Regions from separate parts of the Homo sapiens genome. Here all the other regions are linked to region 2. A link is an interaction called in ENCODE POLR2A ChIA-PET data of the cell type or tissue named here. Cell type or tissue: GM12878. All regions are shown on one strand. Region 1 has its middle 6.5 kb from the start of CHST12. Region 2 overlaps MAD1L1 (mitotic arrest deficient 1 like 1). Region 3 overlaps MAD1L1 (mitotic arrest deficient 1 like 1).

Region 1 (2,500 bases), 320 kb after region 2:
GGGAGATGACTTCAAGAGGTTCATGTTGGCTGGTATAGTGGCTCACGCCTGTAACCCCAGCACTTTGGGAGGCTAAGGCAGGAGGATCACTTGAGGTCAGGAGTTCGAGGTTTGAGACCAGCCCGGCCAACATGGTGAAACCCCATCTCTACTAAAAATATAAAAATTATCTGGGCGTGGGGGTGGGTGCCTGTAATCCCAGCTACTCGGGAGGCTGAGGCAGGAGAATCACTTGAACCCTGGAGGCGGAGGTTGCAGTGAGCCGAGATTGTGCCACTGCACTCCAGCCTGGCCACACAGCGAGACTCTGTCGCAAAAAACAAACAAACAAAACAAAACAAAAAAAAGCATCCTCTGTTGCGACTATCAATACAACCAGGGTTCTGTTAATGAGGAAGGATAGGAGAATGGGTATTGGGCGAGCACGCAGAAGTCTCAGCCACCCTCCCCTTGTCACGGATGGCAAAGCTGAGGCCCAGAGAGGGATCCAATGTTCTGGCTCAAACACCAGCTCACAGCTTCCGAAAAATCAGGATGTGTGGCCCCTCTCATGCTGCCTCACCTTCCCCGGTCTCCTCCCAGGTTCCCGTCCCACCGCTCCTTGCAGAGCCAGGCAGATCACAGGACCTTTCAGAGATGCTCAGGGCACTCTGCCAGCTGCCTTCATGTTTCCCAGCTCTGCTGTGCTGATGCCTTTGTCTACGCCATCCCTTTCTGTCCCCTGCCCGTGCCTGGAAGACCCCGCAAACTCCAACTGACCGTAACCCTATCCGTCCTGCGGGAGAAGGTCCTTTCTGCTCTGGGCTTCTGCAGGGATGTAACCTCATCCCTAAAATAGGAGTGATGGCTGGGAGTGTGGCTCACACCTGTAATCCCATGGGAGGCTGAGGCGGGAGGCTTTCAGTCTTTGGTTGTTGTTTGTTGTTGTTGAGACAGGGTCTCATTCTGTCACCCGGGCTGGAGTGCAGTAGTGCAATTATGGCTCACTACATCCTTGACCTCCTGGGCTCGAGCAATCCTCCCACATCAGCCTCCTGAGTGGCTGGGGCTACAGGTGTGCTACCACATCTGGCTCATTTTTTCATTTTTATTTTTGTAGAGATAAGGTCTCACTCTATCGCCCAGGCTGGAGGGCAGTGGCATGGTCATAGCTCACCCCAGCCTTGAACTCTTGGGCTCAAGCAATCTCTCACCTCAGCCTCCCAAGTAGCTGGGTCTACAGGCATGCACCACCACATCTGGCTTTTTTTTTTTTTTTTTTTTTTTTTTTTGAGACAGAGTTTCACTCTTGTCACCCAGGCTGGAGTGCAATGGCATGATCTCAGCTCACTGTGACCTCTGCTTCCTGGCTTCAAGCTATTCTCTTGCCTCAGCCTCCAGAGTAGCTGGAATTACAGGCGTGCGCCACCACGCCCAGCTAATTTTTGTATTTTTGGTATAGATAGGGTTTTACCATGTTGGCCAGGCTGGTCTCAAACTCCTGACCTCAGGTGATCCACCCACCTCGGCCTCCCAAAGTGCTGGGATTACAGGCATGAGCCACTGCACTGTTGTTTTGTTTTTTTTTTTGTTTTTTTTTTTTTTTTAAGAAACATGGTCTCTCCCTGTAGTCCAGGCTGGAGTGCAGTGGTGCAGTCATAGAGCTCACTGCAGCCTCCAACTCTTGGACTCATGGGATCCTTCCACCTCAGTCTTCTGAGTAGCTGGGATTACAGGCATGCACTAACATGTCCAGCTAATATATATAATTTTTTTTCGCTCTGTCGCCCACACTGGAGTGCAGTGGCGCAATCTCGGCTCACTGCAAGCTCTGCCTCCTGGGTTCACGCCATTCTCCTGCCTCAGCCTCCCCATAGCTGGGATTACAGGCGTCCGCCACCACACCCGGCTACTTTTTTGTACTTTTAGTAGAGATGGGGTTTCACCGTGTTAACCAGGATGGTCTCGATCTCGGGACCTTGTGATCCGCCCGCCTTGGCCTCCCAAATTGCTGGGATTACAGGTGTGAACCACTGCACCTGGCCTATTTATTATTATTATTTTTTTTTTTTTGAGATGGAGTCTCACACTGTTGCCCAGGCTGGAGTGCAATGGTGCAATCTTGGCTCACTGCAACCTCTGCCTCTCAGGTTCAAGCAATTTTCCTGCCTCAGCCTCCTGAGTAGCTGGGATTACAGGCACTTGCCACCATGCCCAGCTAATTTTTTGTATTTGTAGTACAGACGGGGTTTCACTATGTTGTCCAGGCTGGTCTCGAACTCCTGACCTCAGGTGATCTGCCTGCCTCAGCCTCCCAAAGTGTTAGGATTACAGGCGTGAGCCACCACTCCCAGTCTCCTCTGGGTTCAAGACACAAACATCCAGTGGTCTCCTGACAAGTGTGATGTCCTGTGGGTGTCTCTACTCAGCACATACAACACCAAGTTCACAAAGTTTGCTCCCCAAAACCGTTCTCCTCTGTGGTCTCCTATCTCTCATGTGGTACCACCATCCACTCCAC
Region 2 (2,500 bases):
TGGGCAGTGGTTTGGGGAAGGGAAAGCTTCATCCTGGGGCTGGTGGATGGTGCTTTCTTGGGCAGTGGTTTGGGGAAGGGAAAGCTTCATCCCAGGGCTGGTGGATGGCGCTTTCTTGGGAGGTGGTTTGGGGAAGGGAAAGCTTCATCCCAGGGCTGGTGGATGGTGCTTTCTTGGGCGGTGGTTTGGGGAAGGGAAAGCTTCATCCCGGGGCTGGGGGGATGGCACTTTCTTGGGCGGTGGTCTCCACTGGACTCATGTTTGAGTGAAGTGAATACGGGGTTTTTAACTGTAACTTAGTAGAAGTCTTGAAATAAAGGATAAGTTGAAAGTGAATGTGAATCCAACACTCACAGAACGTCAGAAGGGACTTGGTGGCGGTCCTGACCCAGCCAAGCATGGCGGGAACCCCAACCTGGCCACCCTCAGCCGGCCCCAGCAGAAGCCACACAAGCCCACAGACTGGGGCCAATGTACTGGCGTCCAGGACGCGGGCGTCTCATTTCAGCCGCGTGTGATCTTGTGAAATATGTAACTGATCGTCAACCCATCTACCAGAACACAGCTCCTAAAACCCTCGGGCTTTCCCGACTGAGGCCTTCCATGTGCCAATGACTGACGGTGGCTGCAGCCCCTGGGCAGCTGCAGGATGGGGCGGGACACCAGGAAGATCGAGGCCGGACTAGAGGCTCGGGACTTCAGCCCCACCCCTAAGCTGGGGAAGGAGAGGGGCTGAAGGCTGAGTGGTTCACCAATGAGCAGGGGCGGAGTCAATTATGTCCGCCTGACAAGGCCTCCATCAAAACCCAAAGGTTTCTCACCGGAGCAGGGAGCGCTTTCACTGTTCCTGGAGGGTGGTGGCCTCCATCAAAACCCAAAGGTTTTCCACCAGAGCTAGGAGAGCTTCCACTCTTCCCGGAGGGTGGCGGCCTCCATCAAAACCCAAAGGCTTCTCACGGGAACTGGGAGAGCTCCCACTGTTCCTGGAGGGTGGGGAGGGCACGGACGCTCTGCACCCTTCCCCCACATCTCGCCCTGCGCATCCATTCATCTGCATCCTTCGCAGTAAGCTTCATAATAAACTGGTGAACATACGTTTCCTTGAGTTCTGTGAGACACTCCAGCAAATTTATCAAACCCAAGGGGAATCCCAACTGGGTGGTAGGAACCCCAGTTTACAGCTGGCCGGTCAGAAGCACACCTGCGGCTCGCGACCAGCACCAGAAGGTGGGGACTGAGCCCTCACCCAGGGTCTGACAGCACCTCCAGGTAGACAGTGTCAGAACAGAACTGAGTGAGACTGAGCTGAACGGCTGGTGTCCCAGGCAGAACCAACTGCTTGCTTGGTGGGTGGGGAAACACCCCACATCTGGTCAGAGTCTTCTGTGTTGACTGCTGCGACGTGAGAGCAGAGGAAACCGTTCTGAGTCTTTCCTATCCCATCAGCCGCCTCGGAAAGCCCTACACTGACACTGGCCCCAGGTGCAGCACTGGCCAGCGGCCCCCCTGCCCCCTCCAGGCGCTCCATAACCAAAAACGCAAGACAAAATAAAAAGCAGGCACAAAGCTCATGGGAAACACATATTATGAGGCTACTTTGGGACCCAGTTCAATTTTAAACTACTCATGGGCCAATTTAATACTCAAGGGCTGTAAAATCTACTCTTGAATCACTGAATTCAGGTGGGAACGTTCACAAGTGCTTTAAATCACGGCTCCGTGTGGTCATTTAACTAGAAGAACGCCACCATTCCCTGTACTCTGCTTCAAAGCCAGAATGTGCAAAGGCAAGAATGTGACAGGTGCTGTCTTTCAGGTGACAGGCACAGCACAGGCATCTGGCCAGAGAGAAGGGTAAGGGGCTGCGCTGGGAAGCACCCTCAGCTCAGCACAGGATGGCTGGGCAGCCTTGAAGGGGGCCCAGCAAACCCACACCCTGCATCCTGAGTGAGGGTGCGCTCACATCTGTGTGGGGGCACATGTGGGGCTGGAGTCCCCCCGCCACGCAGAGCAGATGTGAGTAACGCACACCCACAGGACAGTGGCTGTCTTGCTTCAGAGCCCAGGCTCCCGGCACTTGAGGACCAGGGCTCAGTGCAATAGAGCCAGGGGCCAAGACTGGGTCCCAGGAACTGGATGTGGCCTGAGCTGCTTCCCTCAGGCCCACATCCCACTCTCTGCAGCCTAGGCCGCCTCGGTGAGGCAGGACGGCAGGCACCGAGGCGCCCCAAGCCCGGCCCTCGGCCTGTAACAGTGGCTCAGCAGAACTAGCATATCCCTCCGCCACTGCTTAAAGGGTCTTTACCTACTCCTAGCTTTTAGAGTACTGAGATAATAATGCAAAAATAGCAAAGAGTAATAATGCAAAAACTCACTCTGGGATCAAAGGGGAAGTGTGGAAACAGCTAACTAGGCTTTGTTAAAGATCTGCAGGAGTGCTGTGGCCTGGCCAAGGACAGAGCAGTTCCCGACCCCTCGGACCCTTGCTGGCACCCAGATC
Region 3 (2,500 bases), 110 kb after region 2:
GCTCTGAGCAAGCAGGAAATGAGGGCAAAGGCAGAGTGGCCACCACCTGGCCCAGCGTGCACCGGAGCTCCTCATCAAGGACTCACCAGTTCTAGGTATCTCAGGAAATCTCTGGCTAATATTCATTCTGAGACTGGCCTTTGCTTAAGACCGAGCATCTAGCCTAAAGCATGCCGAACTTCCAGACAAGCATTAGAGGCAAACAAAAAACTGTCCACAGATCACAGAGACTTGATGGCCATGGTTAATTTACGACTGAGAGTTTTCAAATGTGAAATGTCTAGTGAGGTTTTGTAATAAAAATAGTGCAACTGTCAAGGAAACTGGGCTTGTTTCTGTAGCATCTGAAACAAAGCAAAATGCCAATGAGAAAATTAGACAAAATATCTCTGGGGATAATAATTGTTGTCAGATTGTTCACTGCTAACGTATAATATTAAACATTATCTTATATTAAATATAATATTAAATATTGATCTTGTATCCTGCAACTCTGTTGAACTTGTTTATTAGCTCTAATAATTTTGTAAATGTGTATTCTTTCAGTTTTTTAATGTATAAAATCATGTCTTCTGCAAATAGAGACAGTTTTCTTCTTCCTTTCCAATCTGGATGTCTTCTATTTCCTCTCCTTGCATAAACGTCCTGGGTAGAGCCTCCAGCACAATGCTGAACAGAAGTGGAGAAAGCACGTATCCTGTCTTCATTTTTCTTCTCTCTCTGCTTTATTCCCCTTACCGGAGAATCCTGACGGACCTATCTTCAGGTTTGCTGATTCTTTCTTCTGCTGCTCAAATATGCCGGTGAGCTTATCTACCAAATTTTCATTTCAGTTGCTGTACTTTTCATCTGTAGAATTTCTATGTGGTTTCTCCTTATAGTTTCTTTTTATTGATATTCTGCTTCTACTGATTGATTGCTTTCTCCACCATGTATGAATTATACTTTCTTGCTTCTTGCATGTCTTCCGAATTTTGCGGCAACTCTGGAATCAGATTCTCTGCCCTTGCCAGGGCTGGCTGCTGGTGCTGCCAGCTGTAGTTGTTTTTTACTTGTTTCATGACTTTTCTGAACTAATTCTGTAATGTTTGTGTCTCTGTTCTATGCAGCCACTGACGTTTCCACACGTTAGCCATGAGAAATACAAATTAAAAAGCACATAAGATTTAAAAAATGCTAAATATCATTAATTATCAGGGAAATGCAAATCAAAACCACAGTGAGATACCACCTTAATCCTGCCAGAATGGCCATAATTTAAAAGTCAAAAAATAACAGATGTTGGCGTGGATGTGGTGGAAAAAGGAACACTTTTACATTGCTCGTGGGAATGGAAACTAGTACAATCACTACAGAAAACAGTACAAAGATTCCTTCGAGAACTGAAAGTAGAGCTACCGTTTGAGACAGCAATCCTACAGAGGAAAAGAAGTCATTCTACGAAAAAGACACGTGCACACGCATGTTCACAGCAGCACAATTTGCAACTGCAAAGATACGGAACCAGCCTAAATGCCCATCAACCGAGTGGATAAAGAAAATGTGGTCTCTATATATATATATATATCATAGAATACTACTCAGCCATAAAAAGGAATGAAATAATGGCATTTGCAGCAACGTGGATGGAGTTGGAGACCATTCTTCTAAGCGAAGAAACTCAGGAATGGAAAAACCAGACATCTCACATCCTCACTTATAAGTGGAAGCTAAGCTATAAGGACACAAAGGTGTAAGAGGGATATAATGGACTCTGGGGACAGTGTACACTGCTCAGGTGACAGGTGCACCAAAATCTCAGAAACCACAACTAAAGAGCTTTTCCATGCAATCAAACACCACGTTCCCCAAAAACTATTGAAATAAAAAATAAAATCCCATTAAAAAAATAAACTACTACTGATATAAACAATGAAGATCATAAAATGTAACTGGAAATAATTTTTTGTCCCACAATAAGTCATTGTTTAAATTATGGTATATCCATCCAATGAAAAATCATGCAGTCATTAAAAAAAAAAATCCACTTTAAGATACCACTCCACACCCACGAGGCTAACCATAAGAAAAAAGACATCATAATAAGGGTTAAAAATTCAGAGAAACCGGAATCTTCATATACTGCTGGTGGGAATGTAAAATGGTGTAGTTACTATGGAAAATAGTTTGGCAATTCCTAAAAAAGAAAGAGCTACCATGTAACCCAGTGTTTCCACTCAAGAGAAGTGAAAAAAAAAGGTCTCATACAAATATCTGTACTTGAATGTTCGTAATAGCCAGAAAGTGAAACAACCCAAATGTCTACAGCTGATGAATGGGTCACTGAAATGAGCTCTGATGACACAATGGGGTATGACCACGTGCCATGTGGTGGAAGGGAGCGCTGATCCGTGCCACAGGGTAGACGCCCCTTGAGAACGTGCTGAGAGGAAAGCGCCAGCACAGAGGCCACCTATGGTGCGATTCCACTGATACACAACGTCCAGAACAGGTAAACCCA

What was found. ChIA-PET counts read pairs that join two places held together with the same protein. Peaks named below come from ENCODE experiments on the same cell type or tissue, not always from the same donor. Only the 100,000 strongest peaks of a DNase experiment are listed, where the experiment ranks them.
Region 1: POLR2A ChIA-PET joins it to region 2 with 5 read pairs; 2 of 35 experiments call an interaction of 5 or more read pairs at or near these places.
Region 3: POLR2A ChIA-PET joins it to region 2 with 8 read pairs; 2 of 35 experiments call an interaction of 5 or more read pairs at or near these places.

The regions. Positions count from the first base shown.
Region 1 is chr7:2,395,848-2,398,347 of GRCh38, forward strand. No RefSeq gene overlaps it. Among named protein-coding and RNA genes, the nearest start is that of CHST12, 6.5 kb to the right of the region's middle. In GM12878, no CTCF peak of the experiment used is centred here; no DNase peak of the experiment used is centred here.
Region 2 is chr7:2,070,914-2,073,413 of GRCh38, forward strand. The region is part of intron 11 of MAD1L1 (mitotic arrest deficient 1 like 1); the gene reads right to left. Among named protein-coding and RNA genes, the nearest start is that of SNORA114, 17 kb to the right of the region's middle. RefSeq lists enhancers at 1,296-1,445, 1,983-2,500. In GM12878, no CTCF peak of the experiment used is centred here; a DNase peak (open chromatin) is centred at 1,328.
Region 3 is chr7:2,180,263-2,182,762 of GRCh38, forward strand. The region is part of intron 10 of MAD1L1 (mitotic arrest deficient 1 like 1); the gene reads right to left. Among named protein-coding and RNA genes, the nearest start is that of MAD1L1, 51 kb to the right of the region's middle. In GM12878, no CTCF peak of the experiment used is centred here; DNase peaks (open chromatin) are centred at 1,389 and 2,339; H3K27ac peaks cover 1,795 bases.